Linked DNA regions of Homo sapiens: region 1 is linked to region 2. Evidence: chromatin contacts called from ENCODE Hi-C data. All regions are on one chromosome and are shown on one strand. The core of a region is the stretch at or near the end of the contact, and the rest is flanking DNA. Distances in the headings are between cores, read along the strand shown. Region 1 overlaps LOC101929563 (a long non-coding RNA gene). Region 2 overlaps LOC101929563 (a long non-coding RNA gene).

Region 1 (6,643 bases), core at 2,981-5,480, 39 kb before region 2:
CCACTAAACCTCCAAAAATACTCCACAAGGTAAAACCATATTAGAAGTTTGCCTTTAGCTTTTAGCACATAGAGGGCCCAAAGAGACTCTTAAGTAGCTGTAACTCTTTCTTTAAACTTATGCTATCAATGGGGAATTTAAACTCAACAGAATTGATATTAACAGATAAAATGTAGACTCTAAAAAATACAATGATATGAAATAGGATTATTTCTGTTTAGTAAATAGCGTAGAGTGTGTAGATGAAACAACTGCTTAAACAAATAGAAAAACGACATAATTTGCAATGAAGTATGTCGACTTACCAGTTTGAAAGGAATATTAAGAGGTCATTCATTCATATTCATTCATTCACAAAACATGTGGTTCCTCTTGCTGTTTAGTAGTTCTTAATAATCCCAGACAAATGAGGAACACTGGAGGTTGTGATTTCCAGATAAGTTGTTTCCATTTTTATCTTAAGTAACTCATCCAAAAACCAACCAAACAAAACCCCAAAATGTTCTATTATCTTGAAATTATATTTTATCTTTAGTAATGATGGAGAATAAGCTTATTATCTTGCATTGTATAAAAGCCCTTTACATACTTGGAATACCCATCATAAAGATTTTCTTCACTGTTATTTCTCCAAGCTGAATAAAATTATCTTTTCTAACCTTCTAGGTTACTTTTTCACTCTACCCTACTTCTGCCATACATGTCAATGAAAATTAGGACAGACTACAGAAAATTTTGGAAAAGAAAGAAAATTTAGTCTGTTTAATTTCCATTGAACTTTATTCTGCTTTGATTATGATGAGCTCTCTATATTAGTCGTTGTGAAAACCAATCCTCCAAAACAAATTTCTGATACCTCCTCTGTAATGCGTCACTTTGATGGATTGTGTTTTCAGGACCATGTTGGGAAAAGGACCTTAGAGATCCATCTAGTCCAAGGTTTTGTGTTGTTTCTTGTAACGTGGTATCTGTTGGTGAATGTCAGGGGAAACACAAAATCCTGGAAATTATAAACTACAGGGTTTGTGTGTTTTTGTGCAGAAGGTTCATAACATTTATCAGATTCTGTAAAGTGTCGGTGACCTCCAAAAAGTTAAGAATCATTAAACAATACATCCCTGCATCCCCTTTCATTTTTAACTTGAGTGCTTATACAGTTTGCCTGAAATCCATACATTAACAGCCTTTGGATTTCCAAACTCATAGTATGGTGTATCTCACAGGTGATCATAGCAGATACCTACCAGGAACTGATAAGTAGAGGGGACTTGGTGTGGTCTTTCCATATAGCACTGTCAGTAGAACTGTCTTGGACATCGTGACCAAATAGACAAAATCTGTTTGAAATGTCAGGAATCCATTTGGAAAATATCATTTTAATGTCCATAACAGACATTATAGGGTGGGGCAGAGTTGGGAAATACAGAAAAAGAATGAGTATTCTGCCATTATATCACAGGTCTTTAGATTTAAAAGGGGAGATATTTATATATTTTAGGAGCGGAAGAACTATAGAATCCAGCCAAGTGGTATAGCTACCTGAGTGACAGTTAGAAACTCTAATCTCATTTGCAGTTTGGTTACAATGTGACTCAAATCTTAGGAACTAAGTTACATGACCACCAACTTTAGTTTGAAGTCCGTCACATAGTCTATAAATAGGGCTCATGATCTCCCATCAATTTTGCGAAGACTCTAATGACTTGGTCAAAATCAACAGTGGTGTTCATTAGTTGGAAAAGAAGTCATCATCTCTTTCAACTAGGGAGTTAAAAGAGTAAAGCTTTAAATATAGCAGTATTTGAGAGAATCAAAACTAACACAACATGCTTTTGTGTAAAAAAGGAATCCGTGTTTATTTGGTATTTAAGTTTTTGTAATGCTTAAGAGAATTTGTTCTGTTAAACAGACCAGCCTTATAATTCCAATATAAAATGCATAATTGCGTAATTGACTTAGGCTTATGGTTTTAGGTTGAAATATTACTAAATTGATCTACAGTGCTGGAATATTTAAATGAATTTGATTCACCATATTTATAAATTTAATTCATTAGATTTCAGAGATTTATTTAATTACCCAGGAAGGTTTAAAGTCAGACAATTGAAGTACTTAAAGGAAATCAAATATATTAAATTTATAAATGAATTTAAAAATGTTTGAAGAGGTTTAGTTAACTATTTATAAATGGTGCTAAATATTCCTCTAAGTACCCTTAAAAGCAGTTGCTAAACTTTCCTAGATTATAAACAGAATTATATTTGTAAGCTGAAGGAAAAAGTAGGCTTTTAAATTTATTTATTTTAGACTTTTAAATTTATAACCTGAAAAATCAAATATTAATATTTAAAACCAAAGTGCCATCAGAGTAATCTTTTCTGAGCATAAAGGTCAGTCTCAAGGACTCCAGAAACTTCAAACACAACACACACTTTTTGTATTAGACTTAGGATTGTTCTTCATTTCCACAGAGAAGTATACATTCTCTTTTGTTCTAGAATCATGCAGTGCTCTGGCTAGCAGTAGTTTTCCTTTTTCCATGTTTGCTAGACACGTTTTTGCTAGGATTTCCTGGGAAAAATCAGTGCAAGTGTAATGTATGGGAAACAAAAAGAGTGGTGGGGATTGTGGCAATCTTAATACATACTCTTTAACTGATAAGAGCTATGTGGTTATCCCAATATATTAAAACTGCTGGGAGTTTTTACCCCAGAAGTCAGAGTTTCATGTTGGTCTCAATTTTTAAAACATCTAATGGGGGATCTCGGTGGGGGAAACACCAAAATGTACATCTGAGACTGAATCAGCGAACGAGTGACTTGTTGTGGAGCTCTGGTATGTTAGAAAGTGCTCTGAACAGGGATATAGCTAGGAAGTGCACTGTCCCCTTGTCAATGCCCACCTCAGATGTAGGGCATGGCAACCTTCGGAGTGACTCTAGAATCACCTCCTACCAAAGTGTTAGTGGATAATGTAGTTTGCACTGAAGGTTTTTAAGAATAGAGGGGAGAGGAAGTTTATTGTATGTGCATATGTGTGTCTCACATTAAGAAACAAGAAACTATGAAAAATCGTCTGTTACAGATTTCTTTTCTCCAGTCTTTTCTACATAGCTATTCTTCCTAGAGCAGAATGGAGAGTAGGGGTGGTGATTTTTTTTTTTTCTTCCTCAACTTTCACACAGTACCCAGGCTCCTAGGCATCTGTCCTCTTTCCTTGATTCTCTTAGGGCACTTTAAGTTCCACACCCCTTATTAAGCAGAGCAATCCAGCTTTGTCTTCCACCTAAGCATTCTGGGCACTGGGTGGTGGTAGTGGTTGTGTGGCTGCAGCTGCTGGGGGTATATGAGTAACTTTTTTTGGTTGGATTGAAGCCTGTAACGAATGTTAGTATCTACAAGCGACACTGAAAGCCCATGTTTTCTAGTTCGCTATAGTCCACTGGCGCTTGCTTCCTTTTTGACTTTTCTTCCTGCAGCAGCAGTTGCTCTTGCTGCCCTAGACCCCTGCCATTTCAGTGCACACTGGGCTTGACCTCTGGTGCAAGCACCAGCTTCTTTCTCCTTACGTGCTTTCCGTGGCTGCTGAAACCCACTCGGCTTTCTCCCTCAACCACCACCCACTCTTCCACCCTCAGGCAGGCAGCAGGTTGGAAAGTGCTGGACAATTAAGGCCTTTTTCCCACCCCCAGCATCCCATAATGGGGAGCTGGTATATGACTATACTTCCTCTCTCAGGCGGGTTAAGTTTTGAGGCACATTTTCCATGCTGCTTCCTAGAATTCCCCAGTGAGATTAAGCGCCACTTGCCCATTGTGGTAATTTATTGACAATGAACCTTTTATTAGCTCACTTCCTTTTTCCTGTCTCATGTTTTTGCAGGAGTTGCCCCAAATCACCTCCCACTTGCATTCTAATATCCACCTCTTGATCTACTTCTGAGAGAAGTGAAACTAAAATATTTTTCAAACCAAGTGTCATTTTAATGAAATTAATTAGGCCTAGAATTTAGTTAGCCCTTAGCAATCTTATAGGAAAGCATGTATTTCCTATATAACTCAGGCACAGCACTTGCCTTACTCACTTGAAACAAAAATGTGCTTGGACAGCAGGATGGCCTTAGTTATGGTTGCCCAAGTATTAGACAAGGGAATTCTCACCAGAAATTTTGATTGAATGATTAGAATTTTAATAAATCATACTGACCCCTTTTTTCTTACGAAATCACATACCAGTCATGCCATCCCAGCTTAAGGTAGAAAATGATGTTGGTGTGGCTGAAGAGAGAGTTTACGCTTTAGGTTCTTCCCCAGTTGTCTTCATACAGTTCAAAATGTGGCTGCACTAATGGTTTTCTGCTGAACCCTGTTGGGAGGCCTCCTATACTCTTGGGGCCTAATGGATGCATGCAGAGTAGTTCATTATTCCTCCATTAAAGGTTTTCTGTCTGCCTCTAAATCACCTTAGTTGGTGACTCAACTGCTCCCAGGAAGTTTGCTTCAGGAAAGACATTTAAAATTTCTAACCACTGACCAGGGAGTGGCTTACTCACCCAAAGGATGCAATCTATTCATGCTGACATAGGCTGTCTAATGCAAACATTATAAAGTATTCATAAGCCTCCCCTTTGCCTCAAAATAGAACCCATTTCTCCGCTTGGGGAAGATATTAGAGCCTTAAATGCCTCCGAAATGAATCTGCTCCCTTCTGGTTCTAATTGTCTCTCTCTTCCTTTGAGGGTGACTCTAGGATGCTCTGCTTTTCTTAGCCATCTGTCCTTTTGCATTGCTCTCGCCTCATCTCCCTGTCTCACTTTTCCCTTCAGCCTTGTTTACAGTTCTTTTTCTGGAGGGGTGGTTGTGGAGTTGACTTCCCAGGGAAAAAAAGATTAAATATGCATGAGAAAGATAGTGTGGGCTTATGGGATCTGGAAGAAGGCACACTGAATATATAGTAAATGAAAAAATTTAAACATGTTAATTTTAATACTTTAACAAGCATTGGCATGTCTGTAGCCCCTTTCAAGATGTAAGTCTTCTTAAAGCTGGATAGCCTGTGTTACAGCTATTTTAGTCATGCATGATTTTTCCTCTCTGTCATTAAATTAGAATATGATTACCTCCCACAGACAAAATCACACCTTTGGGTACTAAGTAATATAATTTATTTCATAAATAGGATCAAAACACCTTTATTAGATGCTAGCGACTAGGGGAAAAACATCATTTTATTAACATTTTAGTATTGACTCTCTTTTATTACATTTAATCAGAAAGGGATTTTGACAGCAACCCAGAGATGTACTCTAAACTTTTATCTGTGCTTCAGCTACCTTGCTTGAAAAATGCTTGTTTTTGTTTTTCTTTTAACCTAGAAACCAAACTGTTTGCAATGGATTCTCTTGAAAACCACAAAAGCTACATGTTTAGTTTGTCTGAGATCTGGGCTCCTAGTGGTTTTTCTCTTGATACGTTCAAATGAAAAGGCCCGCATAGAAGCTAATGTGCCGAGTCCAAGGTGGAGAATCCTTGAAGATACCGACTTTGTTCCTCCTTCTCTTCTTTCCTTTCTTTTCTATTTTCAACAAATATTTATTTAACACTTGGGAACATAGCAGTCAACGATAACAGAAAAAATCCTTTTCCTTGTGGATCTGAAGGTTATGGGGATATAGACAATAAAAATAAAGAAATATGTGCTACACCAAGGGCTGTGTCCCTCATTCAGCACAGCTTTTCAGAATGACTGTTCTATGCAAGTACTGAAGTACAGTGTTATGTGCCACCTACACTCTGAGCCCCCATGGTGCTGGACAGTCACACTTGGACATTTTGGAAAGCTTTTTCCCTGGAGATGATAAAAATAGGATAGCAACTCATTGCTAGTGGAGGCATAAAAAAATTACTGTGAAATTTAGAGGACACATTAAAGGTCATTTAAAAAGCTGGCTCTGCCATTTCCTGGCAAGGTGAACTCGGTCAGGTTATTTGACTTCTGTGTCTTAGTCTGTGCTGTAAAATGATGACAGAAGCACCTGCCTTCTCAGGTTGTTGTAAGGATTAAATGAGTTCATATTTGTCGTGCACCTCGAAGATTGCTCCCGGCATGCAGTTAGTGACATACAAATGTTAGTTATTTTGTCTGCTCTGTAACCTAAGGCTTGAGCTTTTCAACCCTATTGGATTGGTTAGCCAGCTTCTGCTTAAACAGTTCTGCTGATGGGAACCTGGAACCTTCTGAAATGCCCTTGTGAACTTTCGACTGTCACTTTGCCTGTTACTGTTCTTCCTCATGTGGAGCTGAAATCTTACTTTCTCACTTGTCTTCTACCTTGTGGTCTTTCACCTGGTGTGTCATCCAGAGCAGTTCCAGTCCTCCTTCCACATGATACCTCCAGACATATGAAAAGAGGATGCACCATCTGAGAGTACTTTTTACTGGGGCTGAATATCCCAGGCCCTGCAGTTTTCTCCCAAAGCACATGGTTTCCAAGTTTTTTCTATTCTCATTCAGGTTTTTAGGTGGACCAGACAGTAGCTTCTTCTTCATAGACTGTGGTGTGGAGTCTCCTAACCATCCCATGTGTGTTCTCCTCTGGTCCATTTTCTCCTTATCTGTCATAGGATGAAATGGCCAGGTGTGAA
Region 2 (6,629 bases), core at 923-3,422:
CATAATGGTCTTGAAGTAGAGTCTACCATGGGCTGTCTGTTGACACGCAGCATGCACAATAAAGAACCTTCAGTTTTAATTCTTGGTGGCAAAGTCACGTCCTATTCTTTGGTTCTTTTCAAATCCAGATTGAGAAGTCTGGCTTATGGAAGAGCCTGCCCAACTCGTGCACTTCCACTTTCTGGCTTCATAGCTGGTGCTAGAGATATCTGTCCTTAAGGTGTTACCATGAAAGTCTCCTGCTATTTCATGAATTTATATTCTTGACCTAGCTCAATTGTGAGTGCCATAAGGGTGGCAACTTATCTTTTATTGCGTGTGTATTTTCCCCACAGCACCTATTACAACATTCTGAGTGCAGAGAAGTTCTCATTGAATATATTGACTGAATGACCAAGATATTTGGAAACACATTGGAGTGGTGACACGATGTCAATATAATCTCTGGCTTGTGGTGAGAAACATACAGAATTTTAGCTATTGTTTCTCCAGATGCTCTGGTGTAGAGTAGTTGTGTTGTTTTGCTTTGTGTCATCTGGCCTTACCCTCCATTCCCTTCCCTTCCTTTTCTTCCCTTTTCCCTTTTTAAAAAATTTTCCCTTGCTTTCCCTTCTTTCCCTATCATCTTTTTAAGAAAATATATCTGCATGGTTCTTGAAGACTTCTCAGGGATATGAGGATGGAGAGTTTAGTATAGCAAGATGTCATAAGAACAATGTATGTTCCACATGGTTTGCCTCTCAACCTTTGAGTCTCAGTTTAGTTTTGTGTAAAATGGGGATATGACATCTGTGTTGTGGAGCTGGTTGCAAGGATTAGATATTTTAAAGGTGCCTAATGTTATTAGCAATTGGCATCAAAGGAGCTCAATAAATGGTATAGATTCTTTTGTTGCTGAAAATTTTGAAATTAATTTTTTTTTTTTTTTTTTTTTTTTGGAGATGGAGTTTCGCTCTTGTTGCCCAGGCTAGAGTGCAGTGGTGCAATCCCGGCCGACTGCAACCTCTGCCTCCTGGGTTCAAGCGATTCTCCTGCATCAGCCTCCCAAGTAGCTGGGATTACAGGTGCCCGCCACCATGCCCAGCTAATTTTTTTTTTTTTTTGTATCTTTAGTGGAGATGGGGTTTCACCATGTTGGCCAGGCTGGTCCTGAACTCCTGACCTCAGGTGATCCACCTGCCTCAGACTTCCAAAGTGCTCGGATTACAAGTGTAAGCCACCACGCCCAGCCTGAAATGGAAATTTATAACTAATTTTTGTTACTCAAATGAATTATATGTTCAGTCATTTCTATTAAGCTGTTAAAAAATGGAGTAGGATGACACAAAAAGGCTCTACTTTCTGTTCCAAGAATATTTTCCACACAGTTTTGCAGGTGACAGGAACAGACCCACACAGAGCATGCTGTACTGTTTGGTACACAAGTCACTCAAGCTATAATCCTCTGTTTTCCTACAACATTATTCATTGTTTTAAAATTCTTTCTGTGTGTGATAAACCTATTTCTTTTTGCTTTCTAGATGAGTATAGTTACATAAACCCCTGAGCGTGAGAGTATGTGAGTGAATCAGTGGGCAAAGGATAAGTGTGAAAGTTACTGTAAAATATTAGTTGGATCCTTAACCTACAGTTAGTAATACGTAAGTGATGGAGAACGAAGGTCTTACCTATTTGACTTGCTTTAGCGTATGAAGGGTAAATATAACAATTAAAGAGCTGATCATGATTATTCAGAATAAGGAAAACACATTTCTCAAGACTAATTTTCTTGATTACCAGTTTTCAGATTGATGTGACTTTGACACAGGATATTTCTACTTGGAGCGCATCTCAAAATATCTTGTACTAATATAGCTTTCGTTCTATAAAATTTGATTCATCAGTAGGAAATCTGTCATAAGAGGAGAATATGAAATTCAACCATAAGCCGACCTGAGTTAGAAATACAGCTCTACCATTACTAACCATGGGATCTTGTGGTGTAATAAAAAATATAAACTTGGTCTTTGCCCCTGGTTCCTGGCACAGATTTCTAAAACCCTTGGACTTCACTGTCTTTTGTGTACTAATGAGATGACTAAACCATGGGCAGAGGCTTTAGAGAGTCATGTGACTAGAATGTTAGAACTGTCAGCCCCACCCCTTGATTTCCAGAGAGGAAAGAGGGGCTGGAGATTGAATTTAGTCACCAGTGACCAATGATTTAGTCAACCGTGCCTATATAGCGAAGCCTTCATAAAAACTCCTAAGCGACAGTGTTTGGTGAGCTTCTTAATTGGTGAACATGTTGATATTCTAGGAAGGTGGTGCACCTGGAGAGGGCATGGAAGCTCTGGACTACCCCTCTACCCCTTCCATATCTTGTTCTAGTGTCTCTTCCATTTGGCTATCCTTTAAGTGTAGTGTTTTCCTGAGATCTATGAGTTTTTCTAAGGAATTATAAACTTGAGGAGAGGGTCGTGGGAACCCCTGAATTTGTAGTCAGCTGGGCAGAAGTGTGGGTAGCCTGAGCACCCCACTTGCAGTTGGCATCTGAAGTGGGAGAAGTCTTGTGGGATTGAGCCCTTGAGCTGTACGATCTGTGTCAACTCTGGGTATTGACATCTGAAGAATGATGAGTTTCATAAATTTGGACAGGAAAACTATTTCTCATAAAAGAGAAATAAACTGGCCATTCCACAGGCTAGGAACCATGGCCTTTGGCCACCGAGAGCAAGCACTTTGAGGGAAGGAAGCATAATACAGGAATTTATGCTGAACAGGTTGGCTAAGTATACATATTTAATAGCTATATAAGGAATATTTGAAAGGAGAAACATATGCATGCACAACTGAGCTTCATGGCTCTTCATGAGTCACATGTTCGAAAATAAAGGGTGTTGTTAGCATGGTCCAAGGGTGGAGTTTTGAGCTCGCTGATGTCAAAAGGTGAAGCAGAGGGACACGAGAACCCTCACTGTGCATCCTCCATGAGTTGGCCAAAACCAGCCTGGAGAGGGTGGTTAGTTTTCAGGAAGGATGCATTGTGAAACTGGTGAGTTGTCATGTAGAAACAGCAAAGAGGGAGGGGAAGTGCAGACATGGCCTCAGATGGTTGGTTAAAGGTGATTAATGAAATGAGTTGTCTGTTTCTTCTTTTCCAAAGCTGGTTTCTGTTTACTCCTTAGGAAAGAATTCTGGTTAAAGGTTAATAAGAAAGGAGCATACTGAGGCATGTCTCACCACTTGTCCTGTCATGGCCAGGAACTCAGTTTTTAAGATTTCTCTGGTGTCTCCTTGGGTCTTAGGATTTTGTTTTTATTTCTCAATAGTTGTTGGAATTGAATTAAATTGTCGGACACCCAGTTGATGTCAAAGATTTAGAGAATTTGTTTGGAAAACAACGTGTATTTGGTGTCCAGAAAAATAACATAGTTCTAAAGCAAGTTTCTGAACTACAGTAAACTTTTTAGTAATCTCTCTTTAAAAAGCTGGGGGGTATTGTAAGACCTTAAAAAGTGGTTAGGAGGACCGAAGGAAATAATGTATATAAATCTCCTAGTGCAGTGTTTATTTAGTAACTGTACATAAATTACATAAATGTTAACACCCACCCTCATTTTTCCACCTGAGTTTTAAAGGAGTGCCAGACATCTGTGGTGTACTGTTTAAAATGTGGTGGAGAGCATGGCAAATAAATCATTTATGGAGGCTCTAAATTACCTGGTGGAGAGACAGAAAGGAAAATCCTGAGAACTCTGCATGAAATGGAAAAATATGGAGAGTTATCTTTTGTGGTACTTTAACAGACAATTGAACAACAGTTTCACCCCAATATTTATAAATGGCTTGATAACCAGAAAGGAAAGCTCTTTTAGCATATTGTCTCTGCCTTGTTGAATTTTTTTATTCTAACGATTTGGATGACATCATGGAGGGCTTGTTTGGCAAATACGTTCAGGGGGAGAACTTGCATATTTGATGAGTAAGGATGTCAAATAATCTTCTTAGGCCCAGAGACGTGGACCAAAATCGAAATGGTGAGTGTCGACACCAAGGGTAGTTGTAGACATCTACAATCACCCTTGGCGGTTGGTTATAGGCATATTGTGTTATTGTGTTATTGCAAGAGCTATAAAATAAGTAACATTCACTACTTCAGAGTAACCAGAGAAGGGCAACTATCTGGAATGAGGGGTGGACAAAGGGACTACGGAAGTTGCGCCAACTAAGGAAGAGTTCAAGGCCCAAATTGTTTCTCTACAAGAACAGGGATCTCAACTTTGTTGATTTATTTAAAGGGCTGTCATATGCAAGGAGACACAAACTTATTCTGCTCACTCTAAAAATCAGTGTTAGAAACAGTAGATGCATAACACTGAGAAGTAAAATCCAGTTCAAATTATGAAAGACTTTTCTGATCATTAGAGAAATTTAAATGTTGAATTGGCTACTTTACAGAGTAGAGACCTTGTTGCTGGAAATTTTAAGCAGAGGCTGCATGATATGATGAAGAGTATAGTCTAAATAGAGTCTCTTCCAATTCCACCTCTACAAATTCCATAAAATATTTTTTAAAATATTGGACTGCATTAAAACCAAAGGAAGACATTCATAATTCATCTAGCTTTGACAAATCAAATTTGTTTGTTTCTATCCTGTATTAGGTCCCCTTTTAAGGACAAGAGACCCAGACATAGTATGTAGTTGAGTGCATCACTCAAGATACACGCATTCTCAAGTTACTTGATTAGCCTTGCTGTTGAACCAGCCACAACTTCCAACTCACCAAGTCACTATTATCCGTAGCAGCTGTCAGTGAGTGGTCATACCTATGGAAGTTTGCATGGAATGTATGTTCTTTTCTTGATTGTTTTATTAGCTGTTTTCAATTTCTACTTTTTATTTTCACTTTAAAAAGATGGAGAACAACATTTCTTGAGGCAGACACTGTTAATTGACTATCCAGTACCCATTTCTCCCTTTTTTGTTGCTAACAGAATCCAGATTCTATGCCCAACTCCAGACACAAGCTCCAGGAAATACAAGCACTTTCCCAGACTCTTTTGCAGCAAGAGGAAGTCATATAACACTGCTAATGAGATTTAACTGGAAGTCTACTGGGGGCTCATCAAGGCGTACTCTTGCCTTGAAAATGGATTTGTGACCGAAGCTAATGCGGCCATCTTGAGGCAAAAGGGGAAGGCTGAGAGAATTTTAGAGATATCACCCCTGACATTGCTGAGCCATAGAACAAACATCAACACCTGCTTTCTTCTGGACATCTAGCTAGATAAGAAAAAGACACCTATATGTTTGCTTATATCACTGCCTTTGAGTTTTCTGCCACTTGCAGTTGAAATTACTCCTAGTTGACCATTTGCCCTTGGCCTTATTCAGTAGTCAACAAATACTAATAAAACTTGTGCCTTGTGCTTTGTGGGATCCTAGTCACTGTACACAAAGATGAATGAGACAAGAGTACTTCCTTCAGAGAAATCTCAGTTTCAGCTAAGGTCTAAAAGCAGTCAGACAACAGCATAAATATTCAGTTCCTTCTTTTCACTTCTTTTCCTAGGAAGTAGGACTATGGGATGATACATTAGAATGACTGGAGGACAGCTGTTTCAGGAAGTGAGGCCTGTGTTAATTGGCACCTGAATGCTGTTTTCATCATGTGCTTCCTAGGGTTGTTGTGTTAAGATTTTGGTGGCATCTGTACCTGGTGATTTAACTGTTGAGAGGGAAGAGGTAGGGGCAGTGTTTGAGGAGAATGTTAAATTGCATTAATTTTCTGGGTACTTTATTTAGCTCTATTTATCTAAAAGGTGCATTACCACTGTAAACTGTGAATAAGATATTTAGAAATTTCTATTTAAAACCATGTGAATGCTCTTTGTAAGATGCATTTTTGAAGTGGCAATTTATCCCCAAATATCTTGATGATCATGTATTAATATTTTCAGGGAAATGATACATATATTCTTTTCAAGAACTATATATAAACTATGTCTTTAAAAATAAACTCAGCAAAATATAATCTTTAAATAGAAAAAAAAATACCCAAAAGGAAATACACCAAATGTTCATCTAATGCCACTGAATGTTAGGAATTTGTGTGATCAAGAAAATCTTCTTTCTACTTTTTTGACTTTATTCTAATTTTATTGTAATTAGGAAGCATTATTTTTATACTCTAAAAAGAATGAGTCTAAGGAATTATGTACCAAGTCATGACAAATGAATTGACATAGAAACAGCAGAACCATTTTTAATGTGTTTATATAAATAGATCTGTATAATTATAATTAGCTTCTTAAGCACATACTGCTAAAAAGAACAGTTCTATTTACTCAAATTGAAGCTGGCTTTTATTACAATATACAACTCAGTAAGTTAGATGATATTCTAAAGAGAATGAGATAATGGCAGCATTAAAGCCATTGTATTCAGTATGTCTATGTATTATGTATCTGTGCATTAATACCTATCTATGTATGAAGCAGTCAGTGTTACATATCCAAAGCTTTGGTATCAACCTAAAAAGGCTGATGTATTGCTTCTGGGACCTTGAGAGAAGACTATATTGTCACATCCTTTTTATGTGATAAACTCAAGAATCTTCTATTGAGGGACTCTTTTCCCTAAGT

Evidence for each region. A loop is a pair of places that touch in the nucleus more often than their neighbours do. Pooled maps may share reads with other maps.
Region 1: a loop to region 2 is called in a map of PC-3, with 8 times the contacts of the local background. The contact joins two enhancer-like sites. A Hi-C loop is called at or near these places in 9 of 168 maps with a recorded cell type or tissue (B cell, CD8-positive, alpha-beta T cell, GM12878 and 6 more) and 2 of 50 pooled maps.

What each region holds. Positions count from the first base shown.
Region 1 is chr9:23,619,263-23,625,905 of GRCh38, reverse strand. All of the region lies in intron 9 of LOC101929563 (a long non-coding RNA gene), which reads left to right. Among named protein-coding and RNA genes, the nearest start is that of ELAVL2, 200 kb to the left of the region's middle. Within about 2 kb of position 4,230, at least 3 of the 41 ENCODE cell types and tissues checked have a DNase peak (open chromatin) inside an H3K27ac peak, as active enhancers do; they include PC-3, where a contact is called at or near this core.
Region 2 is chr9:23,578,519-23,585,147 of GRCh38, reverse strand. The region is part of intron 11 of LOC101929563 (a long non-coding RNA gene); the gene reads left to right. Among named protein-coding and RNA genes, the nearest start is that of ELAVL2, 240 kb to the left of the region's middle. Within about 2 kb of position 2,172, at least 3 of the 41 ENCODE cell types and tissues checked have a DNase peak (open chromatin) inside an H3K27ac peak, as active enhancers do; they include PC-3, where a contact is called at or near this core.